Linked DNA regions of Mus musculus: regions 1, 2 and 4 are each linked to region 3. The links are chromatin loops, found by intact Hi-C in ENCODE. Cell type or tissue: heart. All regions are shown on one strand.

Region 1 (8,000 bases), 1.0 Mb after region 3:
TGACTTGGGGTGGCATGGGTGCAGAGTTAATGGTCGCCTCCTCTGGCAGCAGGGAAAGCTGCCCACAGGGTCATGAGCATAGGAGAGCCCTGCAGCTCTCTAGCTGCAGCACTCAAGAAAGCAGGCCCTGCATGTCACCGGGACAGTACAGTAGAACTGGCCCTAGTGATGGGAACATGGGTGAGCCAGGAGTGTGAGGGATATACTATGGGATACTACAGCTTCCACTATGAGATGTTCTCTGTGGTTTGATCTTGTCTATTGTTTTTGCCATTTTGGGGGGTGAGACTGCAAGGGCAAAGGGCAGACATGGGGGGACGGGGAGCTGAGCAGGACTGGAGTGCATGATGGGAAACTCACAAGAAATCAGTAAGAAGAAAAAATGCAAAAAAGTAAAATAAAATCAAACCGTTTAAAATGGGCAAATGCAATTTGCCAAAGAGGGCGATGGGTCTTAAGACTGGATGAATGCAGGATGAGAAAAGTCGGCCACAGAGCAGCTCGTGGTGATGGACTGTAGCTAATGCTTCGCAGCTGCATTGGTTGCTTATGGCACAATAATTTCAACTGGTAAATCATAGTAATATTTCAATTAGACAAAAAGAAAGTCCATCGAAATCCTACTATTATGTGTTGAACGCTCCAAGATTCTTCCTGGCTGTGCTTTTAAATGAAGCTATCCATCTGATTTTCCATTTTCCTCTCTTACAGTGTGGTAGATTTAGAGTCTCTTCCCAAAGTTTCCTTTGTCACTAACCTGGGCATTTCTCCAAGCCCAAAGATAGTAGGGAAATTATACACTCGTCCTACATGATTTTCTTTTTTAAGCAACTGGATCTGGCTTTCATCTTAGCAAGTCTCAACCTTTCGCTATGTGTAGCTATGTTTTTGTTATTTTAAATGAATGCATCTCTGAGACCTAATCGAAACAGAAAGCCTTCAAGAAAATCTGAGCTCATCGGTGTACAATAAGAGCATGTTTAAATAATCTTCTTACTGAATATACAGAATTTTATAAATGCATGATATACAGACAGAATTATATACATGTAAAAACACCTTAAAATTCCAACTCCAGAGAAAGCTGCCAGTCACTGATATAGAGCACTGTCACCTCTGTTAACGATTTGGACATGAAAACAGAAATAACATATTAGATATAGGCACTATACATGGGATAAAAAGAGAGCCCCTATGTGTAGCACAAATATGCCAACATGACTTAAGGTTAATACTAAGAAAGTTCACTTAATGTCAATAACTAGTCTGTTCTCTCTCAATAACACAGTAAGTGAGTTACAGCCATGCTGAACATTTAAATATCTGATTAGAAACAGAATAGTAAACGTAATTAGGTTTGAGATCACTGAAAATATTTAATGCCTCTTCAAAAACAAAATGATAGAACTTCATAGGTTTTAAATTATGATTTCAATAATTCCCCATCCTTTTTGTGCTAACAATTGAGACCAGGACCTTGTTCCTGATAGGCAAGCATTGTTCACTGTATACTTTTACCTTATTCTATGTAAATAATCTACATGATCTACAGCAATATGCCTCTGTATGCCTTTTTATATTTAAAAGGTTGAATTCCGGGGCTGGTGAGATGGCTCAGTGGGTAAGAGCACCCGACTGCTCTTCCGAAGGTCCGGAGTTCAAATCCCAGCAACCACATGGTGGCTCACAACCATCCGTAACGAGATCTGACGCCCTCTTCTGGAGTGTCTGAAGACAGCTACAGTGTACTTACATATAATAAATAAACCTTTAAAAAAAAAAAAAAAGGTTGAATTCCAATATTTTCGGTTCTGAAAAATCAACAAAGGCCTGAAGTGCACACAGGGCCTTTTCCTGTCTCTGCAAATCGACCTGCACACGTGACTTTATCATGGTTGCAACTGAAGTGGAGAGAAAATGTGTCCTTTTTCTCTCTGCTGAGCTCACTCCTCATCCATTGCTCCTGCATCTTTATTGTGCTCATTCCTTTGGGACACGTTGATTCCAAGCTACTTCTCTGACTACATAGAGTAGCTACTTTATACCAGTTTTTCAGACTATATGGTGCTTCGTGAGCTATGGCGATGTGTTTGCTTGCTAAAGAAAAAAATCTTTGTTTCATATGACACAGAATGTACTCATTTTAAACAGTAATCATTAAAACTAGTCTTTTTATGGAACATTTAGAAATCCTTCACAAAGTTTTAAAATTGCAGTTCAATAAACATCCCCAGAAGAGATCTTGCTCTCAGATCATAACCGTGTAATATAAAAGTCTCCGCAGATCCTGGAAACTATAAGTGGCCAAAGCAAAGAGACAAAATTTGGATGGGCTCAGCTTCTGGACTGTAGGGTTGGAATTGTTGGGGGATTATTAGTTTTCAACTTAACATAAGGCAAAGAAGAAGCATTCAGATTGACTAAGATGACTAAGGCCCGGTACCCTAAGTTTAGACTTACGTTTGTGTTCTAGGAGCATAGCTCAGTTAGAAGCAGGGCCTAGCAAACACAGAAGTGGATGCTCACAGTCAGCTATTGGATGGATCACAGGGCCCCCAATGGAGGAGCTAGAGAAAGTACCCAAGGAGCTAAAGGGATCTGCAACCCTATAGGTGGAACAACATTATGAACTAACCAGTACCCGGGAGCTCTTGTCTCTAGCTGCATATGTATCAAAAGATGGCCCAATCGGCCATCACTGGAAAGAGAGGCCCATTGGACTTGCAAACTTTATATACCCCAGTACAGGGGAACGCCAGGGCCAAAAAGTGGGAGTGGGTGGGTAGGGGAGTGGGGTTGTGTGGGTATGGGGGACTTTTGGGATAGCATTGGAAATGTAAATGAGGAAAATACCTAATAAAAAATTAAAAATAAATTAAAAAATGAATGACATTTTTGACAAAGAACATTTAATTATTCAACAATTGTCTTACTTCTTAAAAAAAAAGAAGCAGGTTACTTAATACAGTGAACAAAGTAGATATTCAAGCCAGACAAGGTGGTAAACACCTGTAATGCTGGAACTGAGGACTGTGAGTTCTAGGTCAGGGTGGGCTGCATAGCAAGATGTTATCTAAATAGAGAAAGGATAGCAAACCAAAACAGTCTGGGCTTTGCTTTCAAGGTCAAGGCCTAGGAGGAAAGCAGGAATTCAGCAAGTACGCACACGCCTTATGAATTGCTGAGAGGATGCTGTGAAGCAGGATACGGGATAAGCAGCGCGCGTTCTATAGATTATGGGAACACTGCTTTAGACATGTATAGGGACACATGCGGCCCCATCAGGACAGTAGTTTCCATTAATTCCCCAATAAGCCCTGATGAACCAAGATAGGAAGCAGGAAAACTGGACTAGGAACAGAGTGGCAGTGGACCCTAGAGAGGGAAATAGGATGTCTGCCTGCGAAATTATGGGCGTTCCCAGAGGCCGTCAGGAAATTCACCAATTAACTTTGCAACTGGCCTGTCTCTGCAGTATTGTTTCATATTGCACTGGATTCTGGAAGTTTTTGTTGAACTTTTTTTTTTGTTCCCTCTCTCGACTACCGTAGGAGACAAAAGACAAAAGAGAAATATAAAATGTAGTCTCCATCCTCGTTGCCTTTATGAGTAAATTGAGGAGATATACACATAGCAAGCACACAAAACCACATTAAAATTAAAGTTATACAAACAAACAGTAAGAAAAGCCAACAGAAAAGAGATGGACAGGAAGGGCAGATAGAAGCAGCGGGTGCAGTGGAGTCTGCAGGCAGATTGCTTGGACAGGAGGGTGTTAGGAAGTGTGGCTGTATTGGATGAGGTGTGTCACTGGAGGTGGGCTTTAGGTTTCAAAAGACCACCTGGCAGGACCTGGCAGGTCCTGGCTCAAGCTCTCTCCTTCTACCTCTGCCTTCCCTCTCTTTCTGTCTCTCTCTATCTCTCACTGTCTCTCTCCCTCTCTGTCTTTCTCTCTCTCTCTGTCTCTGTCTCTCTGTCTCTCTGTGTGTGTGTATGTGTGTGTCTCCCTCTCTCTCTCTCTTCTCTCTCCCTCTCTCTCTCTGTGTTTCTGTGTTTCTGTCTGTCTGTCTGTCTGTCTTCTGCCTGCAGATCAAGATATTATGCTCTCAGCTTCTGCTCCAGTGCCAGGCTTGTCTGTTTCCCACAGTGCTGATCATGGACTAACCATCTAAATCCATAAGCAAGCCTCTAAATGTGTTCCTTTGTGGGACTTGCTTTGGTCATGATGTCTTTTCACAGTAATAGAAAAGTAACGGAGACAAGTGCCTCTAGTCTGAAAGGTGAGATTACAGTCTGCGTAGAATATACTAAGGCAGAGAGCTTCACCAGTGGCTCCAGCAGTCTACATTTTATTTAGAGTTTCACTGTTCTGACAACTTTCTAGCCACAAGCTATCTAATTTTCTACCCAGAACATGGAAAGGTAATCACACAGAACAATGCCTTCCTCTCTCGAAGATCAAAGAATGGCAGATCATGCAATGAGGTGTCCTAAAGACTTTCAACTCCACAAAGGAACCAGGCAGGTATGGGTCAGCATTTTCCAAGAGGAGCTTTAAATCTCAAAAGAAGCAAAATGCTTCCATCTAGTGGCTGATGGACAAAACTGATACAAACACCACCCTAAGATTCTGTTACCCAAAGGCAGAGAGAGTCCTAAGGCATGTGTCCACGGTTACATGAAACAGGCAAGGATTTCTTTAAGTTCTAAATCACACTACACGGAGATGTTTCTGTTTGTTTGCTTGCCTGTTTGTTGTTTTTTGAGACAGGGTTTCTCTGTGACGTCCTGCTACCTCAGGTTGTCCTAGGCTAGCTGAGGCCTCGAAACTGTTCACCTCTCCTTTCATTTTAGAGCTGTTTTTCCTCCAACCAGTGGAACTGACAGAAACATATGGTGAGAGACACACAGTAAAGACAACCAGGGGTGCATACCACAAAATTAGGGGAGCAGAAGATAGTCACCCAGAAATCCCAGACACTGAATTTAGGGCCACATCCAGGCATTCATACATGTTCTGTGCTGAAGGTGCCATAGACTGATATACCCACAGAGGGGACAGATTCAGGTAACTTTCTGTAGTTTTCCCTTTAGCCTGGGGGCTTTGGAGCCTCTGGGTCCTCGAGACAAGGGCAGAAGAAGTTCCTGGGGCCCTGGAACATCTCAGGTGTGCACTCCCTAGGAGTTATCCATGTTGCTTAGCATGATAAGTGTAAACACCCTACAATTTGATTATATCAAAAGATAAGCTCCAGGTACTGCTAAGTACAAGGAACTTCCCTTAAAGGAGACTGACAGGAGGTCCAAATGAAGGGATTGAAAAGTCTCTGCTACTGAAAGGAATACAACACAGCTAGAGGAAGAAGGAGTTAGACAGTCAAGAATCACACATACTGGCAGAACATAGGACATGGGGTCAAATGGTTTTCCCATAGCTATACAAACTATAAAGGACATATAGTCCATATGGTACGGAAAAGGTAATATATATCCCAGAAGCACAGTCTCATTGAGTACGCCTTGTTCACCTTCCTCACAACTCCGTGGTTCTCATGCTCTGATCGTGAATCTGCATGTGGACCCTGAAGGTCCTGTTCCCAAATGTTTTTTGTTAGATCAATAAAGACACTAACTGCCAATAAGCTGGGAAAAATCCACAGGACTTCCAGGTTTCCTGCAGGCAGGCTAGCAGACGTCAGGGAGTAGGAAGAGATTTCGCCATGCTGTGGAGAGAGAAAGAGCCAACAGCCATGTGAGATCCAGGGTGGGGTGGCCGTCAGCTGCTTCCCTGACTGGGCCTGGGGTAGCAGCCAGGAGCTTAGAGACCAACTGAGCTGAGGGCAGATTTAGAGTTCTGAGCTAGGAATAAAGGTAACTGAGCAACTAAAGTTGAGGGCAGATTTAGGGCGCTGAATTGGGAGTGAAAATAAAGGGCACAATAGCTGGAGAAGACTTAGAAGAGTCCAGCCATTGAGTTAAAGCACATCAAAATTAAGCTAATGTGTACATGTGTCTTTTATCTATGAATCTGATGGGACCTGGGCATGGCTAGTAGCATGGTCTGCCTGGAGCTTAAAATAGGGCAGTAAAATCTATATGCTATACTTCATGTTTGCCTAAGAATTAGAACTCAGGTGGTCAGGCTCAGACCACTGGACAGCAAGTGTCTTTATTCACTGTGCCATCTTACCAACCTCACTATGTTAATATTTGAAGTAAAAAAATGACTTACTTTTAATAACTCCATACAATGCGTTATTACTATAATGGTGCCCCGTTAGTGTCTCTTTTCACTCTCGCTCTCCTGATGGTTGCCTTCCTCTCCACAGCTACTCCCCCCTTTCCTTTAGTTACTTTTCTGTTGCTTTGAGAAGACAGCATGGCTAAGACAATTTACAGCAGAAAGATTTTTATTAGGGATTACGGTTCCAGAGGGATGAGAGTTCATTGTGGTGCACGAAAGGTGGCCAAAAGTGGTGGGCAGAGTGGCCAGACCACAAAGGGTCTCAGTCAGAGACAGGAAGTCCAGAGCTCATATGCTCAAGCACAGAATGTGTGTGTGTGTGTGTGCACACGCTCGTGCGTGCGTGCTACAAAACTCTTTTTATTCTGTAGAGTGCAAACTACAGGGACTGTGTCCTAAATAATTCTGCCCTAAATCAAACCTTTCATATACTATGTAAATTAAATGAGATCAAACATCACCAATATCTTTTGGAAGATCATTTTTATGTCTTAAGCATCTAACAAACTTCTCCCAAAGGACTTCAAGATGAAGGAAAAGAGGAGGAAAGTAAGCCCATCGCTCTAACTCCAGACCTTAGCACAACTGACACCAAGATGGAAGTCCCATTCAGGCCTTGGAGCCCAGCACAGAGGCTCCTCACCTGCCACGATGAGACCAAAGGCCTAATCCCTCAAAGCACACAGTTCTGGAAAAACTGGAAAAGTCCCCGTATGTACTAAACATGTTCATTGGTTTCTGTAATTCTGCTTCTGGCAAACTGTTCTTGCTAACTGGGTTGTACAGACCCAGGATGTACATTTTTGTGCTTAAAACTCACCCTGAAAAAGGCTTAGGTCTGTATTAGGATTCTGAACACCAGCAGGCTAATAAAGACTTTCTACTAGGTCAAACCCATGTCCAAGTAGTCTCCTCTGTTAGATACCTCACAGTTCTAGGGCATAGTTCTAATCCCAGAATTCAAGAGGCCAAGACAGGAGAATTACGAGTTCTAGGCCAGCCTGTCTGACTTACAAAATAAGACTGTCTCGAAATAAAATGTCAATAAAAGAAAGACATCATCAACTCTATAGACTTCTTGCTAAATGTCCTCTGTAAACTTAAACATGAAAACAGAAAAAAATATAACTGAGAACAAGTCATTTAAAAAGGAACAGTCAAGAAGGCACTGAAGAACCCAGGCTAGCTGCTGAGACTGGCTTTCCTAAAAGTGATCCCTGAGATGAAAAAATGCACAGAGCTTCATCTTCCAAGTATTCCCTGGAGAATCAGCCAGGCTATGGCTCATTTGGGGCAGACCACAGAGCACTGCCTCAGTCCCCAGGGCCGCGATGGTGACCTCAAGTGGTCCCATTAGCTGTTGCTGGGGAAACAACAGCTCCAACCAGTGCCATCCATCCTGCAGTCTGTGAGTCCAGCCTGCACAACAGGCTCTGAGAGATGACATCATTCCCTGATAGAGTGGAACAGACCCGTGCTCCCCAAGGAGGGGTAATCTCCACAAACAGAATTCAAGGCTTCATGTTTGATTGGATTAAAGATGTGAGGAGGACCGCCACTGAGAACAGGAATGGTTAGGACAATGGCCAGACAATAAGTATACTTTTATCATGATTAAATTTTGAATGTTATAGTTTTGCTGACACAGAGAGAGTGTCCATGCCGTTAATAAAATAATGATCAAAGAATTTATTTCATCTTCAAGTAAAGTGTGATGATGTCTAAACTTTCTCACAAGCACTTTAGTCACAAAGAT
Region 2 (8,000 bases), 75 kb after region 3:
CCAATATTTCTATCACATTTGACTGGCTGTGTTTCTGGATAAGGAGGTACAGGCAAGAACTTTGAAAAAAATCATTGGTCCTAAGCTTTGCTCGTTCTGTGTCCTTGGATGCTCACATTCCTTAAGGCAAGGATATTTCCCTTACCCAAGTCCATTCATGTTTTATGATGCTTTCACAAGGTCGTTTAGGGACAAAAATATTGAATGAATCAGAGAGAATAACGGGAACTATGTACCAACCACAAGCGATTGCCACTGGAGTGCGTTCCTCCCTCACAGACATCTTAAGGTCGTCTCCCTTGTGCTGGATGCACCCATTCAGTGATGATTAGATGACATGTGGTCAAAGGTCAGGCTTAGAGAAGCAGCACTTTTCCCACCCAGGTGATGTGGTCTCTGTTTATCTATGACACAGTGACATTAATTGCTAAGTAACTGAAATGAAATGGGATAGCCCAGCCTACAGTCTCTTGTTTTATTTTATCATCATTTTCAACAGACTCAAAATTGCATTACAACTTTCTAAACACAGGTTTTACTCTCAGTAGTTGGATTTTGTCTGTGTGTGTGTGTGTGTGTGTGTGTGTGTCACAGCTGAGAAAACTAACAGATCCCCACTACTTAGGGGATATTTTCATAGTACATTTAGAGCTTTTCTGTTTGAATCCCAGAGAGAAAGGGCTATTTTCAAACAGAAACTCTGTGTTCAAGGATTGCTCCATTTGAAAATCTCAAGGTCAAAGTGAAAAATAAAATGAAAACATGTTAGTGACCTAAAGTTTAAATGTGAAGAAGAAATGCTATCAAAAAATGCTCAGGAGAAAACAAACGGCACGTTATAGAGTGTGCTAATCATAGCAGGGTCCATAGAGCTATGCATCAAAAGGCTAAAACATGGGAGTTTTAAGGAATAGATGCATAAACATATTAAAAGCTGTGCTGGGGACAGCATTCGGTGGTGGATCCCTTGTATAACACTCTGGGTTGGTTATAGATTATACACGCATGTGCACACACACCCTGAGCTGGGAACATGACCCTATGGTAAAACACTTGCTTAGCATGCAGGAGGCCTTAATTGCATTCCCCATACTTAGGAATTAGAATAGAGTCACTAAAAAAAAAATAAACTCAAACCTTAGCATTCTCTCTATTTAGTGTGTTATTCACAGAGATGTCAGCTTCATCCATCTCGGCCTAGGCTGAGTATCAGTAAATGACTTAGAAGACTGTGTCAGACTAAGCCGTGTTGCTCCATTGCATGGTGAGTCTTTTCCCTCTGCACACTGATCTTTGCTGTGTAGTAAGTCTGACTCTTGTCGTAGATGCTCTTCATATTTATGGGTCCTGAGTTCTCCAGGGACCTTGAGCTTTTCCTCCACACAGGGGAGAGTCAATTGGGATTAGAAACCAAGTGTCAGCTACCTCAGGAATCCCAATACAGAATTTAGCACTCCTGGTCAACAAGATACTCTCCAGGGAGCCTGTCCTGCAGAAATCAATGACTGGATAGTATCCATCCAATAGGTGCGGGCTAGATGGAAGCTGCTTTTGTTCTCTATTACCAGCGGAGCGATGATGTTTATTTTATAAGCACGGGTAGTGAAGGAATATTTATTTTTAAAACATTCGGTTCTGTTGAATGATTTTGCATCCTGCAGGATTCATTTTCCTGATACTTCATCTAGGCAAACAAATCATTATGAGAAGGAATTCTTGTGAATGTTAGGATGAAAATGAAATGTGTCCCCATTTCAAACTTTGGCTTAAGTAAGACACTTAAAATATTAAGGAAATGAGGACATTCTCGTGGCTGATGCACAAACTCAGGTAAGTGGTTGGTGGAAGGTAAGAGCCACTGTAAGTTCATCTCTGGGACATAAGTGACCAGAGAGAGCTGTACTCATGGTACATATCAAAAGTGATTGTCCTGGGCATCTGAATTGGAATTATTCACTGCAACCCTATTGGAAAATAGGAAGTCTGTTTTATACTTATGTGTTTATTCCTATTTTACAGACTTTTATAGTATTGAATAAAGGGAAGGCCATCTTCCGGTTCAGTGCCACCTCCGCCCTGTACATTTTAACACCCTTCAATCCTCTTAGGAAAATAGCTATTAAGATTTTGGTACACTCATATCCTTTTGCAAGTGGTTGGTGTTAACTGTTTGTATTCATTGTGTCTTCTATGTATTATTAAGTTAAAAAAATGTGCATATACTCTATAGCTTTCATCTAATATCTTTTGTTGGTCAAGGAAATCTCTTTTTGTTTTTGTAGTGCTGAGAATTGAACCCGGGGCCTCAGAAATGTCAGGGAAACACCCTACCATTAAGGCACCCCTTCAGCCCTGAACCCTAGTCTACATTCCAGGATCCCAGCCAGGGAACGGTGCCAGCCACAGTAGATGGGTCTTTCCGTCTGAATTAACAAAGCAGTCACAATAATTCCCCAGAGACATGCAATGAGGCCCGTCTGTTAGAGTATTCTAGATTCTGTCAGATTGACAACTAACACTAGCTTTCATATATGTATTGAATCCCCTAAGTTTTGTGCAAGATCGCCATGTTTCTTGTCAACATCTTTGTACAGAGTTGCATAAAATTTTCAGTAAAATTAATCACACACAAAAAAACTATTTTCAAAGTAAAATACAGATTAGACACAGATATGATGTATGCCATTTTAAAGACCTTTGGGGGGATCATGTAAGCTTATAAGAATCTCAAGACACTTCAGGCTTAGCTAGTTAGTCAACTTTTCTGATCAGTTTTATGAAGTTGGCTGAATATCAGATTTAAGCCACAGAATATATGGGTCTGTTGTATAGCATTGTCTCTTTAGTGCAGATTCAGGAAAGAAGCTAAAACTGTTCTAAAAGGTTGAAGGGAGTTTGCCTCTGTGGTCGCCTTTGGGTTTAAAGGTTTCTGCAACTCAGTTCCGGCGTGGATATTGATCAGTGAAAAACCTTCATTTATGACTGAGTCTCTTTTGGTGGCCTTGGTCACAATTAGTATAAAAATACTATTGTAAGTATCATAAGGTCATACTAGCAAGATTTTTTTTAAAATCACAAATTCTAAAATCTAAAGAGTTGTCCAAACACAAGGCTCTGGGTTTGATTTGTTCCCTGGCACTACAAAAAACAATGACTAAAGAAGAAACGTTCATTTAAAAAAAATAAAACAAACAAACAAAAAAACAGCACTACACCAACAAAAGGAGATACAAAACAAAACAAGAAAGTAAAATAATAACTAACAAAAACAATAAAAGCAACAACAAAAAATAAAGGCCCTTCTTTTTGAGTCCAGTTGATCACAAGTAAATCGTTAGTCCTATTAATAGTCTATCATCGAACACTAAAGATGTACCTTATAAAAAGTGCCTATGCTCACTCAAAAGCTTTTCCATCTTAGTTTGCATTTCTAGTGCCATCATGTGGTCATTTGATGAAATCTTTCCCTACACCTAATGGAAATGTTTTGTGTGGTTAGTCGAGTGTAGTAGAAAGAATACCTGCTACTAAGACAGAAAACACATATTTTAAGATCCTGCGGATCATCTGTTTTCTCCAGGACGTAGCGGTTATTTCTGGCATTTCTAAAACACTTTTTACAGCCACTTTCAATGGCCCTATTACCTGTTCTTCTCTGACCTACCACTCAGTGCGTACACATTTCTCCAGCGGCATTGCTTCCGAGCATTTCATACTCACTGATTACTTTAATCTACGCGACCAATAACAAAGTCTGTCCAGCTTAACATCCGGGTGTTGAATGTAGGTGGAGCCAGAGGGTGGTTGAAGGCACAGAAAGGATAAGTGACCGATTGGCCCAAGAACAGGTGTCACTGTGGAATTTCAATTACATCCCAGTGGCGATGAGCCCTGACCTTCACACATCTCCCCTTCCATCTTCTCATGCTGTTGTGCTTACATAAACTCACTCAAAACACGGCTACTTAGCACTCTGCACCACGCTCTGCTTTGACCGTGACGTCAAAATTCTATCCATTAACGACGAGATCTCGGTATTGCAGAAATGCACCTTCCTCGAAAATTTACTATTCTAATTGTGCAATTAATTCACATCCATGCTTTCTGCTCAACAATGTTGCAAATAAAATTTAAATACATTTTAAAAGAGAGAAATGCATCCACCACCCCCCCAACCACCTCCACTTCCCGCTTAGAAAAAGCACCTTGGAAGGTAATCATGCTGGTATAAAAACAACCGCAATAGCAACTTGTATTCTTATGTCCTTCCATACTCTCATTTACTCTGAAATTGTGGAGGTCACACTATGATGCATATTTAGCATCATATGAAATTTGAGTGAAATGTAAGGAGATTAGGTAGTATTTGTGCACATGTTTACCCATGAGTCCTGTTGAACTGAGGTCTGGGTTTTTCAGTGTTACTTTGGTTTTTTTTAATACAATGCATGAACTTTCTTTTGTATGTTCCTTAACACTAACCTACATTATTCAGCATGTTAATCATGTGCACTATTTTGACAAACTGTGTATTTATGACAATGAGTAACCCTCCCGACTGGACAAAGAATGTGGAGTAAGTTTATTTTAAATGTTTGTTCCTGTACATATATTTGAGATTTTTGAAACTATTTCTCAATGTAGCCTTTAAATTAAACTGGAGAACATGTGTGATAAAGCCATTTATAGATGCAGCTTTAAAATAAGACAGCAGTCATTGGGTCCCAGGCTTGCTGGTGTCAGATCTAGGATTTCTCTTTACTCATATAATTGATACAAAGTCTACTAGAAAACTCAAGGGTTTTCTTTCAGGATCCAGTATTTGAAAAGAAAATTGATGGAAGTAACTACAGAAATATAGACAATATATGCTGGACTTTTTATTCCAGATAACCTCCACATTAATTGGGCTAATTAAGAATCAAAATGATTAAGCTGTAAATGCTACATTAAGAACCACAGTGTAGGGGAATGCCAGGGCAAGAAAGAGGGTGTGGCTGGGTTGGTGAGCAGGGGGAGAGGGGAGGGGATAGGGGATTTTCAGAGGGGAAAGCAGGAAAGTGGACAACATTTGAAATGTAAATAAAGTAAATATCTAATAATAATAAAGAACCATATTGAGTCTCTTGATCACTGGGATTTATCCAGGTTTATATCTATTTTAAGTATGATCATCAAGAACTTAACTAAAGTTTCAGGATTATAAAACTTGGAAATTCAGTTTATGGAAGGCTAAAATGTCTACAGTGGAAATTCAGGAAGCATTCTCAAGGGCTGGAAGCATTACTAATGACACTGGCCAGCTCTTGATGCCCCAGTAGAAGGAGAGGCAGTTATGTAACTGGAGCTCTGGATGTTTCAATCGCAGCTTTCGTGCCTGCCCATGTTCTGACACCTAGAACTCTCTGGTTTCTGACCTTTCACCCCCCACAGTGTTTCCCAAAGCCTCTTCTTCTAGTGCTTCTAAATGGAAGGTCAGATTCTGGGAAAAAAACAAAACAAAACAAACAAACAAAAAAAAAACCATAAGAAACTATGTATGTGATGGATTCTGAAACTATTCAAACTCACATGTTTCCTTTGTTGGTATCCATGTTTTCCGAGGACAACATGCTAAGAAGCTGATGTACTCTGAATGAAATTACAAAGTCCTTAATTGATTTGGCTACTTGTTTCTAGGTACACCTTCACAGGAATATATACTTTTGAATCACTAATAAAAATTATTGCAAGGGGCTTCTGTTTAGAAGATTTTACTTTCCTTCGCGACCCATGGAACTGGCTGGACTTCACTGTCATTACATTCGCGTAAGTGCCTTCTCTTTTGGAAACCTGAGAGAATACAGTTTGGTTTGCTGTCTATGCTCAGGTTTTTAAACAACATGCTCGAGTGGTAAAACATCCTGGCATGATTTGGGCACCTGAACTCCGTGTCTTAACATTTACCTCAAAAGGGTAAACCCATTCCACTGCTCCATGAGAATAGTAATAGCAATTTTAATAACACTTAAAACATCAGAAAATTTTGTAGCCAGGCAGGTGTGGCGAACACCTTTAATCCCAGCACTCAGGAGACAGAGGCAGGTGAATTTCTAAGTTCAAGGTCAGCCTGCTTTACAGAGTGAGTTCCAGGACAGCCAGGGCTATAGAGAGAAATCCTGTCTCACCCCCTACCCCCCAAAAAGAAAGAAAATATTGTATATTCTGGTCTCCTCACACAAATACTTGTAATACTGAAGCATAACTTATTTATCTCCTGAGCTGGAGGATGGTTTTGAAAGTTCACACAGCAAAATTTGCACTGGTCCCACAAACTTGCACTGAACTTTTCACTGATAGTCCTGTTGTGCCTCACCCCGTGGCTTCTTTTGTTACCTTTATAGAATAGTAGAAAGATTGTAGCCATGCTGGAAATAAGATCCTAAGGTGAAAAAGACATTTGATACATCATAAATCAAATAAATGGTTATTTCTTGAGCAGACATACCTTGCCTCTATTTCCCTTCTGATTCAATTTGTATTCCTCTCTCTCTCTCTCTCTCTCTCTCTCTCTCTCTCTCTCTCTCTCTCTCTCTCTCTCTCTCTCGCTCTCTCTCTCTCTCTCTCTCCCTCCCTCCCTCCCTCCCTCCCTCCCTCCCTCCCTCCCTCTCCCTCCCTCCCTCCCTCCCTCTCTTGTTTTTAGGCTCTTCTTTATTTTACTCAACACAAAGCTTTTCAATATACACTGAGTTGTATATTCAGTCCCTACTTTCCTGTCTTCTCCCTTTTGCTAGTGATAAATCACGCCCCTCCACACCAGGAAGAGATGAGAATAATAGGTAGCTATTCAAGAATAGTCAAAAGTAGGTATGGAGGACAGTGGATTAATACCACTTATCCCATCTGGGTAGCTGACTTTCTGGGCATCAGCAGGAGTGAAGGGATACACAGGACAGGAGATGGTACTGATCGGCTCCAAAGTGCAAATCCTGGATGTCTGACCTTAACTGTATAACTTTATGTCTGATTGGAATATGAAAGGTTCCCATGCGTTTCAGCCACAACTTTCAGGACAGTATTTGAGACTTCTCACTCTTGAGACTAAAATAGAAGTGATGACAGAGTGGCCTTGGGCCATGTAAGATGCTATTGTTAATTTATTTGTTCAACTTCTATTCAAACGTTATTTTAGGAAATGCGAGTCTTGAATAGTGGGGCAAGAGGCAATCTTTTATAATCGATAGTTCTGTTGGATGATTTCCTATATCATTTCTTTTCTAGCTGAAACCCTAGCCTGTGGATTTGGTTCCAGTTAACTAATTAATTTAGTTAATTTTCCCAATTCACATATAGTGTTTCTACCTTGCCTACCAAATGGCATCAAGATTGTATATTTTATGAAATTTACATTTAGTTGTGGTATTTATCATGAAAAATAAGACTACATTGATGAAGTCTAAATTTTAATTTGCAACTTACACTATTTAAAAGCAGCAAAGATCTTCATAAAATATCAGATAAATGCTAGTGTCTTTTCAATCTTAAATCATTTACAGGTAAGTAACAAAGTTTGTATACCTAGGTAATTTTTAGCTATTCACACATTTAGAGGATTGAGTCTAAAGACCATTCCCACATTTCTAATTAGAAGCAATTACTATAAAGCATAAGGTAATTGTACCTACAAAACTTTCTTTGCTTCCTGTTATTGTGTCTGTGTGTGAACTCCTCATTACAGATATGTGACGGAGTTTGTGGACCTGGGCAATGTCTCAGCATTGAGAACATTCAGAGTTCTTCGAGCATTGAAAACTATTTCAGTCATTCCAGGTGAGAGCTATATGAAAGCATGTAGGTTAATCAGTGAGTTAACTCTGAGACTTTTTCAACTGAGCCTCCTTGCTTGCCATTCATCATTACAGAAAGCTGAGAATCATAAGACTGAGTACTTCCTATAAGATTACTCTCTCTGGAGGTTTTATCAACCTTTGTGTTTAATTTGTGGACACTCTGATATTCAA
Region 3 (8,000 bases):
CTCAGCTCAACTGGAGACCATCCTGTCTGTGCAGAGCCCATGCCCCACAGAGTAATGGCAAAGAGATGGCTGTGTCCTCCTGACAGAGACAGAGTGGCAAAAGCAATGACAAGACATTTTGTGTTCTCATTTTCTTCTCTTGTTGGAACCGCTTACAGAAGAGGCACAGCCCACAGCTTACCTGTCAAGTTCCTGCACCCACCATCTAGGGAAGTAGAGACAGCCAAGAAATAACATTCTTCTCTTTTCTGAGATGAGATCACATGGGGTCTCCCAGAAATAAGGAAATGGCCCCTTCAGTCTTTGTTGATGGAAATAAGCCAGGGAAAAGTGAAAAATAAAAACTTTTCTTCATTAACTAAGATACCACAAAAGGTATATGGGATATAATATGCCAGCCCAACTGCAGTTCATTATTAGAAGGTAGACAGATAGAAATGGGAGACCTTTAGCAAAAGTCCAGAGAGGCCAGCAAACACAAGGGTGAGAGCAGCATAAAGTTTTACGGTTCTTTTTAGTTTACATTTTTATGTTTAAAAAGTGAACATTTAAAATTTAAATACATAGTTTTAAGGGTCTAATTTTTAAAAATCTTGTCTTTTCCTTCATGGCAGGTCTTAGATGAAGAAAAATTAAAGCAGTTGGTGTTGTTACCACTCTGATGAATCACGTGTCTGCTACTAAATGACAAGCTATATTTAATGAATATTTTTTATTCATTAAAAAGCACTCTTGTACAGTGAATGGAATGTTAACCTTCTTCAGAAACAGTCTGCAAAGAAACATTTATTCTCTCACGATTAACATTTTCAATATAATCCGTGACCATATTCCATAAAAGAAAACATAAATTTATTTTACAATTAACAAAAGGAGCCTATTCACTGAAAACACAGGGAAAGCATTAGAGAAAAAGATGTTTGACCTAGACACTGGTCCACTTTGCCTTGTGCAGATGGCTGGATGTTTGTTAAGATGCAGAAGTCATGAAAGAAACAGGCAAACCGAAGGAAGAGGGGTGCATGCATTGAAAATACTCTCCCTTTCTCACTGACTCTCATTGTGAGATGGAAACTTCTCAAAGTAAGAGTTCATTTGCTTGGCTTAATGGTGTTAATTAAGCCTGGGAAAATGCCTTTATTAGCAGGTACTTTTGAAGTGAGTAAATTCAGAGTTGGACACCCATGATATAACCAATATTTGATATCTTCAGGGCTTAAACTCCTCTCTCCATAAATCAACTGGTTTTGAGTACACGGGGATATCAAAAGAGATTGGTCCAGAGACTTTTTAGGGGCTGTCTTGTATACTCAAATCAGGGACGTTCCAGATCTTCTGAGATTCTGCCTTGTACCTGTGATATCATTAGGAACCCAGGGAGTGCACTGGCTTTGGATGGTTCCCTCATTCTTCATTAGCTGTGACATTTCCTGTAGGCATCCTGCCTGCCCTACCTGCTTCTAATGCTATGGTGAGAGAAAAGAGAAGGTTAGTTCCATAGATGGCAGTCATGTCATAGTTCTTTAGACTGGTTCAGCTGGGAACACACCACCCACGCCCTCCTGGTCCTCTATAGACAAGGGACCAAGTGCACTCTGGCAATAAGGAAGGAGAGATGTTGATATTATTATTAAGAAAAAATGCACAACATTGACTTCTGGAATATGCTATTAGTAAGTAGTAAAGTATGTCTTTTGGATGTTCTTATTTTTATGTGCATATATTTAAATCCTAAGTACTGTTCATATGGAGTATATGGTCTTAGAATCATAATATAAATATAAAACTACTTCTTAGTTCAAATGTTCCCTTCTGCCTTTTCATTTCAAACTTTCTAGTAACTAGTTACCAAGTGTTGGTCACTCCAGCTTCTTCCAGTGTTACTCAGCCTGAACCAGAGAAGGAGCAACACTTTTTTCAGACAGTGAAGAGCTACAAATTATTGTGCATTTTGGAGATGGAACAGGAAGTTAACTTAATTTTTTAAGAAGACAGCTTCTCATTATGTAGTGCGGACTGAAGCTCAGACTGTGGCCATGTCTGTGTTTGTGACTTTGACTGTGGCTGTGGCAGTGGAAGTGGCTGTGGCAGTGCCTGTAGCAGTGGCTGTGGCTGTGGCAGTGCCTATAGCAGTGGCTGTGGCTATGGCAGTGGCTGTAGCAGTGGCTGTGGCTGTAGCAGTGGCTGTGGCAGTGGCTGTGGCTGTGGCTGTGGCAGTGGCTGTAGCAGTGGCTGTGGCAGTGGTTGTGGCAGTGGCTATAGCAGTGGCTGCAGCTATGGCAGTGGCTGTGGTAGTGGCTGTGGCTGTAGCAGTGGCTGTGGCTGTGGCAGTGCCTATTGCAGTGGCTGTGGCTATAGCAGTGGTTGTGGCAGTGGCTGTGGCAGTGGCTGTAGCAGTGGCTGTGGCAGTGGCTGTAGCAGTGGCTGTGGCTGTAGCAGTGGCTGTGGCTGTAGCAGTGGCTGTGGCTGTAGCAGTGGCTATGGCTGTGGCAGTGCCTATTGCAGTGGCTGTGGCTATAGCAGTGGCTGTGGCAGTGCCTATTGCAGTGGCTGTGGCTATAGCAGTGTTTGTGGCAGTGGCTGTGGCAGTGGCTGTGGCAGTGGCTGTGACAATGGCTGTGGCAGTGGTTGTGGCTGTGTCTGAGTCTGTTTCTGAGGCCACAGCTATGGCTGTGTCTGTGTATGTGTCTGTCTGTGTCTGTCTGTGTCTGTGTCTGAGGCTGTAGCTATAGCTATGGCTGTGGCTGAAGCTGAGGATGTGGTTGTAGCTGTGTCCATGACTGTGACTTTCTCTGTGTTTATGACTATGTCTGTGTCTGAAGCTGTGGCTGAGTCTGTGTCTGAGGCTGAGACTGTGATTGTGACTTTGACAGCTATGGCTGCGTCTTTGTGTGTTTGTGTCTGTCTGTGCCTGAGGCTCTACCTGTAGCTGTGGCTGTGGCTGAGGTTGTGGCTAATGCTGTGGCTGAGGCCCTGACTGTGGCTCTCTCTGTGTCTGTGTCTGAAGCTGTGCCTGTGACTGTGGTTGTGTTTGTGGCTGTGGCTCTGACTGTGACCATGGCTGTGGTAGTTGCTGAGGCTGAGCCTGTGACTATGTCTGAGGCTGAGGTTGGCATGGAATTTCTAACCCCATAATAACTTTGAACTCATATTTGTGATCAGTCTACCTCAGCATTCCAAGTTCTGAAGTTTTTATTGTACAAGCAGTCTACAAGGCTGAAAATCTGTGTGTGTGTGTGTGTGTGTGTGTGTGTTTGTTTGTTTTTGGTTTTGGGTTTTTTTGTTTTTTGTTTTGTTTTGTTTTGGTTTTTTGGTGCATGTCTACTAAGTGTTCTACCAAATGAGCTATATACTTCCAGCTCAATTTTGGTCAATTGCTTCCTTTCAGAAACTAAGAAAGGGGCCCAGGAGATGGACCCATGAACCCATAAACAAGGACTTGTAAAATTTCTTTATAAAGAAACAATGAAAATTACATCTCCAGGATTCTAGAATGGAAAGAGGTAAAATATTTACTATTTTCCAAAAAATAATGAATTCTGAAAGGGTGGGCCTTATCCTTATTCTTATTATTTATTTGTTGGTTGGTTGGTTTGTTTTGCTTCACAAACTATGTGGTCTAGAAAAGTCTCAATAAGGTTCAGAATGTCTCATTATTCTCAACATACAATGAGAATTGCTAGAGGAATATTAACAGTATATGCCTCCCTGTCCTGTAGTATGGAATAGACAAATTAAAGTCTAAGGGATATTGGTTTTTTTTTTTTTTTTAATAGCAAAGCATGTATGGTGACTTTCATCAGCATTAAGTGTGCTAAGTGACAAGAGAAACACACCCAGGGTAAATAAGTTTATGTATGACCAAATGTGAAAGACTAATGATGCTTTAAATTATAATATATGGCTTAGAAAGTTCAGTTCCTGTAGCTCCCCAGACTTCAGTATGGGCTCCTCATTGTTTTGGGAAGACCTAGTGGACACCAATAATATTTAATACTTACGTTTGTTCTCTAAAACATAGTGTGACAATTCAATGGCTAGTCATATCTGGGAGACAAATAGATATATTACAATAAAAGATGGTGAAACCATGGAAATGGGTATAAAAATAATCCTATTTAACATCAATACTAAAGATAGGGGGATATAATCTTCAAAACACACTCATCGATACTGAGTTTAAAATTAAACTCGCATCTGCCTCCTTCAGAGCCACTCACTATAGTATGAAAAGCACCGTGAACACGGTGTTAGAGAAGAAAGAATCCACAAAATTCCTCATGTAAAGTCACGACTACGTAGTAAAAGACTACTCACTTTTCTCCAGACAGTAGAAATAAGCAAATTTCATTCATGGGTTCCGTAATCTGTAAAAGTAACAATGAGTTTTTTTTTTTAATAGAGAAAATAAAGTAACATTTACAAACAAAATTAGCACCTTTTTTTTTTTAACTTAAAAGCAACGCTCTCCAGTTCTGATTGTTTTAATCTTTAAGTCAATAGTTCCATGATAGGCAGAGCAAAGGGGAATGAAAAAAAGGCATCTGAGGAAGTAATAAAACCAAAATAAAGAGGAAAAAAGAAAAAGGAACCAGAAGGAAGCGGTTGAGAAAGAACACAGAAATCCAGGCTGTGAGAACCTATTTACGATGTAGCCACTAGATGGCACTGTAACGTTAGGTGCTGTCTCCGCTTTTTTTTCTTTCTTTTTTTTTTAAAACAAGCTATTTGCTGATTTGTATTAGGTACCATAGAGTGAGGCGAGGATGAAGCCGAGAGGATACTGCAGAGGTCTCTGGTGCATGTGTGTGTGTGTGTGCGTGTGTTTGTGTACGTGTGTTCTGCCCCTATGAGGCTGCAGCCCTTGTGAAGCACTTGGTCACCTTTTGCAAGAAGGAATCTGAATCGTTGCAACGGAAGGTGCGGACTCGTCGTGGGGAGATGTTGCTCCTCACTGCAGATGGATAATTTTCCTTTTTATCAGGTAAGCCATCTGATTATCTCATTGTGATCTTCTTTGGTGGTGAATTCTTACCTGGTAAATCCTTGGGGAGAAGAGCCCACGGAAATAAGAGTTGGGGCAGAACAGGAAGTCTATTTTTGCATGTGAATTCGGACCAACTGTCCCCCTCCTCCTCCCCTCCTCCTCCTCCCTCCTCCTCCCCTCCTCCTCTCTTCCTCCTCCTCCCCTCCCCCTCCTCCTCCTCTCAACCTTCCATGAACTGAAATCAGGTTCGTTTTGCAGTTCAGCATTTTGATAGAAGGATGAGATTCTTTGGCCTAAAATAACTTGGCATCGGGCCAGCTCTTGCCTTTGCTTGCCTGCATCCTCCTAGGCAAGGTCTTGTCTTGAAGCCCCCTCTGTCATTGGTGCTTTGGAACTGGATTCGATGGCTGTGAATAGAGGTCATATCGCTCCTAAAGATGATGCAAAAATTAGACCTCACAGAGGAAGCAAGAAGGCAGCGGGGCTGCTCCTGGATCCTAGCATTGCAGGGGAGGCAGCTTCTTTGGGCAGAGGCTTGACTCTTGGAAAGGAGTGCCTCCTCCCCAGGACCAGAAGGGACAGATGCTGTTTCCCCCCTGACTCTTCCTTAACTACACTTGCAAATGAACTTTAGCAAAGTGATAAAGAGTCCCGGGTTTCAGACAATGCCGGGTGGGAAGGACTGACTTACTTTTAATTAGACAGAGGTCACCAACGGCAATGATACTGCAGATGTGCTCCATTGACACAAAACCACTGTGGAACCTCTTGCTTTCTGAACAGGGCAAAAAAACTGTTTTCTTCGAGGTGGCTGTGAGGCTTTTCCACGCCCCTTCCTTACCTCTCCTGGCTTCCTTCTCTCCTACCTGTTTGAGGTCTGGATATAAAGCCCTCTTGCCACATCTACAAAGTGTCTGCCGCCCCTCCTTTCAACAAAGCAGTCCAAATAAGCTTGTGAGCAGAGACGCTTTTTCTTTCGTGTGTCTGACGGAAATGACTGAGTCAAGCCTGGGTGTCTTTCTGTTCAGATGTGCATGTGACTAAATATTTTCTAAGCTGCAGTAGCAAAGTCGCAAATTGCCAAACGCTGTTGCTATCACACGTAGGAAATGTGGCTTCTCCTCGGGTATGGATCTGCAGGTCTGCACTGTCTATCTGGTGCGCTAGTGGAGTGGCAGAGCGTGTTTCTCCAACCCGCGCTGTAAATCATCCCAAGAGGAGGATGCCAAACAGGAATAGGAAAATTCCATGCTGAGGTTGATGCTTCCTGATTCTGTCCCTCCTGCCCAAGGAGAGCCAGGGTAGCTCACCTCTCCCTTTTGCTGCAATACCTGACAGGCCGGGGGTGATGCAAATGAGAGCTTCCACACACGTTTGCCTCCTCGGGAAGTCTGACACTTCCCTTTCCTTCCAGAAACAGATTAACTGTGGTGGAAAAACTCCTCACAAACTCCCCTTCCTGGCTACCGACTGGTAATGCCATCAAACACTGCATCTATCTTCGCTGGAGGAGTGTTGCAATTTAGGCCTTCCTCCACAAAGCTCCTTGAAGTGATTTTTAGATGGTGTCTATTTTAGGAACATAATGTGTAGACAGGAATGGATGGCCACAGAGATTTACGGGAAAACAATTTCGCGGAGAAGATGAGGTAGCATTATAAACTGCCAAGACCCAGCACAAGTGGCTGGTTATGTCCCATAGACCTGGCAGTGGCATCTGCTCTTTTAAACTCCCTGCCACTCACTTCTGTGGCTTTTTTCCTCGCTCCATTACATTGTTTGTTTTTGGTTTTCAAATGTCTCTTTCAAAGGCTTGAACCGGAGAGTTCGTTCTGGTAAAAATAACACATTGGACTTTGCTGTCAATACTATGTCTCCATTTACGCGATTCCCCCTTGCTGAGAAATTTGCTATCAGGAGACTCATTTATTACAGCAATTCCTCTTTAAGGCATGGCGGAGAGGGTTTCTCCATCCGTGGAGGCTGGGAAGGCATGATTGGAGGCCTAATTAATTATACAGTATCCAAGAAGGCACTGGGGAGAAGAGCAAACAATCTGCCTTCCCATCCAAAAAGATCAGGAGCAAGTGGACAGACAGAAGGACACAACCCAAGGACCAGAAACTCAGGACTCCATTCCACTGAGAAGCCTTCTCTCGTGGAGAGTTGCTCAAAATTGACACACACACAGGCACATGATGATCAGAACACATTATCTGAGTGTTCCTGATGATGAAAGTTAGCCTGAATTTAATTTCCATTCTCTGTGGACAGCGGAGATCTGGGTAGTCCTCGGGGGCCACGGCAGTAAAACCAGGCATGCCAAGTTCTATCCAAGTTGTCCTCTCCCTCCAGGTTAGGTGAAGAAGATGAAATCCGCCAGGTACTCCTTTCCATTCCCCTTCAGCAAGAAGGCCTGATCTGACTTGGAAGAGTGGGAGGGGGAGAAAGAGTGCAGGGAAAGAAAGAGAACCACAGCAATCCATGGGCTGAGATGTGTCCCACTCTGGATCAGTGCAGAGAAGCTCAGGGACGCAATTACTTCCCTTTGAAATTCTGAAATGTCAATTAAGCGGAATTTACAGCTCCGTTTGTGTTTCTCTGGCTTAGGGTAGGCTGTAGAAAGAGACTTACTCTTGGTGCACACGTGTCTGAAAAATCCAGATGATCTACAAAGTGGCTCCACTTGTGCTTGTAACTCTTCTCTTTTATCTACGTACCTAGAGGTCAACTTATTATAGAGAGGTAGTACTTACTTTGCTAAGCAGTACTTCAGGAATGTAAGAACTATGTAATATTGATAATTTGACAAGGGAAGAAATGAAGGCTATGAGACTAGATTGCCTTGCCAAATGTTACACAGATAAGTGGCAGAGCACAAACTTGAACTCAGGCAGCCTTGCCATAGCTTCTGTATTCTAGAACACTCATGTCTGTGTGGTGGTAGAACCACTGGTTAGCCCTGACTCCGAAAAGGAAATCAGCCCTTGCCAGCATAACTCCTCTCTATCCT
Region 4 (8,000 bases), 620 kb after region 3:
TGCCTGCACTGCCTGCACTGACTGCACTGACTGCACTGACTGCACTGCCTGCACTGCCTGCAGTGACTGCACTGCCTGCACTGACTGCACTGACTGCATTGCCTGCACTGCCTGCACTGACTGCACTGACTGCACTGACTGCACTGCCTACACTGCCTGCACTGACTGCACTGACTGCACTGCCTGCACTGCCTGCACTGCCTGCACTGACTGCACTGACTGCATTGCCTGCACTGACTGCACTGACTGCACTGCCTGCACTGACTGCACAGCCTGCACTGCCTGCACTGACTGCACTGACTACACTGACTGCACTGCCTGCACTGCCTGCACTGACTGCACTGCCTGCACTGCCTGCACTGCCTGCACTGCCTGCACTGCCTGCACTGCCTGCACTGACTGCACTGACTGCACTGCCTGCACTGACTGCACTGCCTGCACTGCCTGCACTGCCTGCACTGCCTGCACTGCCTGCACTGCCTGCACTGCCTGCACTGCCTGCACTGACTGCACTGCCTGCACTGCCTGCACTGCCTTCACTGCCTGCACTGCCTGCACTGCCTGCATTGACTGCACTGCCTGCACTGCCTGCACTGCCTGCACTGACTGCACTGCCTGCACTGACTGCACTGCCTGCACTGACTGCACTGCCTGCACTGCCTGCACTGACTGCACTGACTGCACTGCCTGCACTGCCTGCACTGACTGCACTGCCTGCACTGTCCGCACTGACTGCACTGACTGCACTGACTGTACTGCCTGTACTGCCTGCACTGACTGCACTGCCTGTACTGCGTGCACTGTGTGCACTGTCTGCACTGACTGCACTGCCTGTACTGCCTGCACTGCCTGCACTGTCTGCACTGCCTGTACTGACTGCACTGCCTGCACTGACTGCACTGCCTGCACTGCCTGCACTGCCTGCACTGCCTGCACTGACTGCACTGACTGCACTGCCTGTACTGCGTGCACTGCCTGCACTGCCTGCACTGACTGCACTGACTGCACTGCCTGCACTGCCTGCACTGCCTGCACTGACTGCACTGCCTGCACTGACTGCACTGACTGCACTGACTACACTGACTGCACTGACTGTACTGCCTGCACTGCCTGCACTGCCTGCACTGCCTGCACTGACTGCACTGCCTGTACTGCATGCACTGTGTGCACTGTCTGCACTGACTGCACTGCCTGCACTGCCTGCACTGTCTGCACTGCCTGTACTGCCTGCACTGCCTGCACTGCCTGCACTGACTGCACTGCCTGCACTGCCTGCACTGCCTGCACTGCCTGCACTGACTGCACTGCCTGCACTGACTGCACTGACTGCACTGACTACACTGACTGCACTGCCTGCACTGACTGCACTGACTGCACTGCCTGTACTGCGTGCACTGACTGCACTGCCTGCACTGACTGCACTGCCTGCACTGTCTGCACTGCCTGTACTGACTGCACTGCCTGCACTGCCTGCACTGACTGCACTGCCTGTACTGCGTGCACTGTGTGCACTGTCTGCACTGCCTGCACTGCCCGCACTGACTGCACTGCCTGCACTGCCTGCACTGCCTGCACTGCCTGCACTGACTGCACTGCCTGTACTTCGTGCACTGTGTGCACTGTCTGCACTGACTGCACTGCCTGCACTGCCTGCACTGTCTGCACTGACTGCACTGACTGCATTGACTGCACTGACTGCACTGACTGCACTGACTGCACTGACTGTGCTGACAGCCCCGAAGGCATAAACAAACTCAACTGAATTTAACTATATTCAACGGAATTGCCCCCAATTCAAGTGAACTCCACCCACCTCTCTCCCTGCCCTGTTACTAAGTAGTCCCTCTCTCCTGTCTGTTCCTGTGAGATTTGGGCATATCCTATCTTTGACTCATTCTGTTAAATCTTTCTCTGATTCACCACTTTGTCTGCTCTTCAACTAGATATCATTGGAATTAAAGGTGTATACTAAAGGGAAGTGTGTATTCCAACCGGATGGATTAAAGGCATGCTTGTATTCCAGCTGTACCACAGAGGACTAGGTTTTTAGATGTGATTCCTGGCTACAGTAGCCATATTGCTGGATTAAAATTCTTATATACCTTCTTTAGACTCAACAATAACAGTGTTCCTTTTCTTACACAACCACAAGCTTTAAAGAATGTTTCTGTTTTCAGTTTGCACTCCAATTTTCACTTCAAGCCTGATTGAAGGTACCAGCAAAGCCCAAACCACAGCTTAAGTGCAGTGTTGTTTTGAAGTTTCCCATGCTAGCCTATTTCACCACCTTTGAATTTTGGACTTCCATCAAGTTTTAGGATATGAACAAAATCCAGACAATAGCCTCTTCTCCAGTGCTTCTCAACCTTCCTAATGATGTGACTCTTGAATACAGTTCCTCATACGAATGTGACCCCCCAACAATAGAATTATTCTGTTGCCACTTCATAACTCTAATTTTGCCACTGTTGTAAATCATACTGTAAATATCTGATATGCAGAATAACTGATATGTGACCTGCCCCAAAGAATCATGGCCTACAGTTTGAGAACCTTTATTCTAGTCCAATTCAAAGTAGGCTCATTTAAATCTGAGGTGCTGTAAGCAAAGTTTTTATTGTCCACATTCCTATTCCACTCAAGTCCTCTAGGTGCCACCAAAATTGCCCAGTTAAGCTTTGTTTATAACCTTCAGGGTTATTTTTCTTCGCCTGAACCTCTGAGCTTTTGCAGCTGTCTCCCACAAACCAGCTCTAAAAGGCTTATGAGTGCCCGGTAGTCACAGCAGTGACCACATGTTTTGGTACTGCTTTTCTGCATTAGTCTGTGTTTCACTGGTATGACGAAGACCTCGGAGTAGCTGTTTAGAGGGAGGAGTATTTGTTTTGGATCACAGGCTCAGACATTTCAGTCCTTGGGTGACTGAACCTCTTGCATGGAGCCTGAGGTAAGGCAGAACAACAGGGCAAGAGGAACATGTTCCAACTGCTGGCTGAAAAAGGGGGTGCAGCAAAGTGTCTACAGATACAAGACATCTTTCCAGGCCATGCTGGGAGTGAGCCACTTCCTCTTACACCCATGAGTCTGTGGGCGACAATATATTCCAACCTTCACAGTAGTGGTTTATTTTTACAATGGAGAAACTGAAGCAACTTAAGAAGGAGACATATCATTTACATTATTTACTGAGAATAGTTTCTTAAGTATTTCCAAATTATTCTATTCTGTTGAAATGCTGCTTCCTGGTTCCTAGACGATCCAGTAGCCAGCACTTTCTGGTTTTCTTCACAGTGTGGTCTTTGCAATTCAAAGGCTTCCCCCTTTCCCCACCCAGTTCCATGTTTGGGAAGATGGGGAGGGCTGGCTTTATATAGAAGGCAGACTCGTTTTTACAGTTCTGTAATTACAAGCTTTAATCGCAGTGCTTTGATTCCAATTTGCTCTGGAGCCTCTGTTTTCCCTGACTGACTTTCTCTTCTGCCTTTTGATTTTGCTTTGGCTGAGGGCATTCTCATTGCATAAAGAGTTGTGTATTTTGTGGTTTTGGAGCTGGAAAGAAATCCACACTGGTGAATACATGGCAGGCCCTACATTGTCCTTAAGCCACTGGCCATAGAGATTCAAGGACAGGATGGTCTAATTATTCCATTCGCTATAGAACTACGAAACCCATCTTTCACAGAGAACTTTAATGAAGTCATTTTAATTTGAAGAGATTATTTTATTCTACATGTGAAAAATATGCTTTCAGGGGTCCATCAATTGCAGTGGTCATGAAAAAATACTTGAAATTCCCTGAAGATGTGAGAGCTTGGACAGTTCCCTATTCTGTCTCACTGGAGACTTTGAACTGCTTCCATCAACCATTTCTTTAGTTTTGTGGTTTGTTTATGCTGGCTTCACTTTGCAACCATGACATTTATGTTCAAGGAGAAAAATATTGACAAGACAGTCATTTCACAAACTCCCTCTTAAGAGACATTCAAATGTAACACAATTTCTTTTAGTCATTACTAAACTTTATGTTTGCTTCCATTGTACATACCTAAAACAGATGCAAAATAACTGTCGTGTGTGTATGTGTGTGTTGGGGGGGTTATTTGCAAATATAAAAGCCTTTCCACTCCAAATAATAAACTTCACACACTTCATAATGGAAACAGCACCCTCTAGTGGAAAAGGCTGAATAATGCTTACCAAATTGTTTTTTATAAAATTTCATTGAGGTTTTTGAAATTCAAAAGCGAAAGTAATTAGTTGGAAGGCTATTGGTATATTTTCAGTGTTACTTAACCACCAGCTCTGTAATCTAGTTTTCGTCCCTCTATAAACACCAACCACTAGCAACCTTCTTTTCTGCCTTCCCATTCTTTCTCTTCACCTACATATTCTAGATATAGCATATCAAATGGATTGCACAGCCCACGGGGTTTGGTCTTTCTCTTTCTTCTCTCATTTTGATGTCTTTGAGGCCCATATAGTTTTAATCTGCATCAATACTTCATTATTGTCAATGGGAGAACAATAGCCCGCTGTATTTATGTGCTTGAATTTATCTATCCACACATGGGCTTTTGTATTCTTTCTACTTGTTTCCTGTTATAGACAATGTTTATTTGAATATCTACCCACAAATTTCTGTGAGGACATATGTATCTTTTTCTCTTAGGTGTATACCTGGAGCTACATTTGATGAGTCATATGCTAATTCTGGGGTTAAGTCTTTGAGGAATTGGACAAAAATAATTTTAAATATCTAGCTAAGACACAGCAAAAAATATTTTTCAAGAAGACTGAGAAGTTTTTCTGAGGAATTATTTTTAGTTCATTGTAACATTTGGATTTTTACAATGATGCTCCAAATTTCAAAGACTTAACAAATAAATACAGGCCCCAGTAGAGGAAAAACATTGTGGAAAGGACCTTCCCACCTCATAGAAGAGGGAAGGCAATTTCTGTTACTGTCCTGTGTGGTTAACCATCAATATCACCCAGGTACAAACCCTGTGACCAGTACTTATTACAATAGTGGCATAAATGTTATGGGGGTGTCTTAGGGTTTCTATTCCTGCACCAACATCATGAACAAGAAGCAAGTTGTGAAGGAAAGTGTTCATTCAGCTTCCACGTCTACATTACTGTTCATCACCAAAGAAAGTCAGGACTGGAACTCAAGCAGGTTAGAAAGCAGGAGCTGATGCAGAGGCCATGGAGGGGTGCTACTTACTGGCTTGCTTTCTCTAGCTTGCTCAGCTTGCTCTCTTATAGAACCCAAAACTACCACTCCAGGGATGGCACCACCCACAATGGGCCCTCCCCCCTTGATCACTAATTGAGAAAATGCCTTACAGCTGGATCTCATGGAGGCATTTTCTAAATTGAGGCTCCTTTCTCTGTGATAACTCCAGCTGTGTCAAGTTGACACACCAGCCAGTACAGGGGGTAAGTAGACACTTTTAAGAATTGGCTGTACGACCCACCCCCTTGTGGAGCATGATAGGCAACCTATATTGGTTGAATGAGGCTTGCTTCAGCGACCCAGTAGAAAACTCTACAAGGGACAGAAAAGGGATCCACATTCCTAGAGTCAAGTGCCTGACACCACAGAGCCCCCAACTCCATAATTCTGTGACTATAAGTCACACAGACAATGTCCCAAGCATCTGGCATTCTGGCTAGACTCCACCCACACAGTTACCAGACTATAGCCAGGTATGCTCCTCCCCACAGTTATGTAATAGACTAGCCCACTATAAAAGGAGTTGCTTGGCCCCTCCTTTCTCTCTTTAAGCTCTCACCCTTCTTACTATTCTCTCTAGCTCTCCTTCAATCTCTCTCACCGTTCCCCCCCCCCCCATGTGGCCATGGTTGGCCTCTCTCCCTTTTTCTACCTTCTCTCTTCCTCCCTGCTTTTCTACAATAAAGCTCTAAAACCATAGACGGTCTCTGTTCATCAAGGCCCACCCTCATCAAGGCCCACCAAGCTTGAACGATGGGATAGGCATTTCCCTAAAGAGCTGCCTAACCTCCCTCTCAAAGGCCTTCCTGTGCTCCAGCCATGGACTGGATCAAGGGCTCTCGCCCACGTGGGAACCATCAAGTGCCCTCTCCCCCTGCCCTCTCCTCCCTTCAGCTCCAGGGCTAAGCTCCAGGGCCCTCATTCTGTTCTCAGCTCTTCTGCAGTGTCCAGTGGTATCTGGGATGCCCAAGGCTGAGAATCTGGTGCCTAGGACTGCCCTTTGTCCACCACCCGCTGAGCTGGGGTCAGTAGCTTCCCACAGCCAGACACCCACCTGGGGCAGCATGGAAAGCATGTGGCAGTCTTCCGGGTGCATCTGCCCACCCAGAGGATTTTCTCCCACTCCCTTTATTCCCCCACACTCCCTGCCCCACACCCCCTGTCCCTGCTAATGTAGCTAAGATCCCAAAACTATAAGCCATGACTCTAGTAGAAAAACATACTACTATTATTCTGCTAACACAGTATTACAATGATTCCTAACGACATATGATTACTTCTACAGATCAGTGCATCATTCAACATTACTAGAGGATGTTCTTTTTGATATAGATGATAATTAATGAGACCCACAACTGGACAATGTGCACAGATGTATAAAGACTTTAGAGTATTCATCCTTAAATTGGATGTCTTGATCAGATTCCTCTGTCCTCTCAAGGCGTAGGGATGTAAGGGGAAGAGGTTACATGTGATTGTAAGAGCCAGAGATGGAGGAGGCCGTCAAGGAAACAGCGTTTTCCAGACATAGCAGGACTGATCTATACACAAACTTACGGAGACTGTGGCAACATACGCAAGACCTGCACAAGTTCAAACCAGACAAAATCGCAGTAGTGAGGAGAAATTAGCAGAGAGCCACACACTTAACCTAGAAGCTCTTGGCAATTTATATCTGCCAGGAAAGGGAAAATCAGTTTTCTCCTATAGAGTGTTACTGGGGATATCAATCCTCTAGGGTAGATCCCAGAAGGAGTTGGCCTGCACAAAATGGACTTTATTTTGTATGCTTGGAGGTATGATTTCGTTTTTGATTTTTTTTTTGTCTTTGGGGCTTTGATTGTTTTTGTTTTTTTTATTTTCTTTCTTTTTTATTTTTACTTTTGAGACAGAAAAAGAACATGAAGTTGGAAGAAGGTGTAGAATCTGGTATGAGCTGGGGAAGGGGAAAGAATAATGTGTTGTATTTAAAAAACTAAAAAGATAGTTTAACAATAAAAAGAAAAAAAGGAAAGGAAAGGAAAGGAGAGGAGAGGAGAGGAGAGGAGAGGAGAGGAGAGGAGAGGAGAGGAGAGGAAAGGAAAGGAAAGGAAAGGAAAGGAAAGGAAAGGAAAGGAAAGGAAAGGAAAAGAAAGGAAAGGAAAGGAAAGGGGAAAAAAAATGAAACAACTAGTAGAGAATGACCAGATAATGTTAACTGTGTTTCTTCTCAGTAGAGTAGTCAGGACTCTTGGCAGCTGGCACTTAAAGAAGACTATAAGAACTCTGAAAGGATACAGTCAGTACTTTTCAGACACAGATCAAGAAAACTATAAGGCTAAAACTGCTATTTACTGTGGGCCTAGAGAACCTTGAGGGCTGTCCTGACGGTACGGGAGGAATGGGGTGAGGTTACAGCAGCAGCCACAGGTCTTGCCACTACACTGACAAGAAGGATTGGTAACTGTGGCATGAGGAAGGCACACTGCAAAGTAGAATATAAAAATGACAACATGACCCACTGACCTGACCTGGAAGCAGTTGTTTGAGAATTAGCAATGAGATACAGAGACTCTGCTTCTGTGTAGCCCACCTGTGGTGATTCTTGGTCAGCACAGAGTGAAAGAGCGCCAGGGAGTATGTCTGCTCTTTGCACCCTACTCTTTGGTTTTTATGTACTTTCTCATTAATTTATAAACAGAAGGAAATCCTTGGCAATGGTTCATTATGCGTATGAGTCTTAGCATTAGAGGACTTTCCTTGTTTGTTTATGCCAGCCACT

What was found. Hi-C counts contacts between places; a loop is a spot of excess contacts. Peaks named below come from ENCODE experiments on the same cell type or tissue, not always from the same donor. Only the 100,000 strongest peaks of a DNase experiment are listed, where the experiment ranks them.
Region 1: it touches region 3 in a loop (10-fold over the local background); 7 of 42 quality-filtered maps call a loop at or near these places.
Region 2: a loop joins it to region 3, with 9 times the contacts of the local background. A loop is called at or near these places in 9 of 42 quality-filtered maps.
Region 4: it touches region 3 in a loop (3.0-fold over the local background); 6 of 42 quality-filtered maps call a loop at or near these places.

The regions. Positions count from the first base shown.
Region 1 is chr2:65,392,891-65,400,890 of GRCm38, reverse strand. No RefSeq gene overlaps it. Among named protein-coding and RNA genes, the nearest start is that of Gm34688, 12 kb to the right of the region's middle. In heart, a CTCF peak has its summit at 4,594 (motif pointing left); no DNase peak of the experiment used is centred here.
Region 2 is chr2:66,332,016-66,340,015 of GRCm38, reverse strand. Scn1a (sodium channel, voltage-gated, type I, alpha) reads left to right here. Exons shown (of 27, transcript NM_018733.2): 3 at 2,020-2,138; 4 at 4,487-4,576; 5 at 5,680-5,808; 6 at 7,718-7,809. Among named protein-coding and RNA genes, the nearest start is that of Gm13630, 77 kb to the left of the region's middle. In heart, a CTCF peak has its summit at 3,430 (motif pointing left); no DNase peak of the experiment used is centred here.
Region 3 is chr2:66,406,846-66,414,845 of GRCm38, reverse strand. All of the region lies in intron 1 of Scn1a (sodium channel, voltage-gated, type I, alpha), which reads left to right. It overlaps Gm13630 (a long non-coding RNA gene), which reads right to left and starts at 2,173. Exons shown (of 2, transcript XR_001783321.1): 1 at 1-2,173. In heart, a CTCF peak has its summit at 4,656 (motif pointing right); no DNase peak of the experiment used is centred here; H3K4me3 peaks cover 1,810 bases; H3K27me3 peaks cover 631 bases.
Region 4 is chr2:65,788,842-65,796,841 of GRCm38, reverse strand. No RefSeq gene overlaps it. Among named protein-coding and RNA genes, the nearest start is that of Csrnp3, 53 kb to the left of the region's middle. In heart, a CTCF peak has its summit at 4,172 (motif pointing left); no DNase peak of the experiment used is centred here; H3K27me3 peaks cover 334 bases.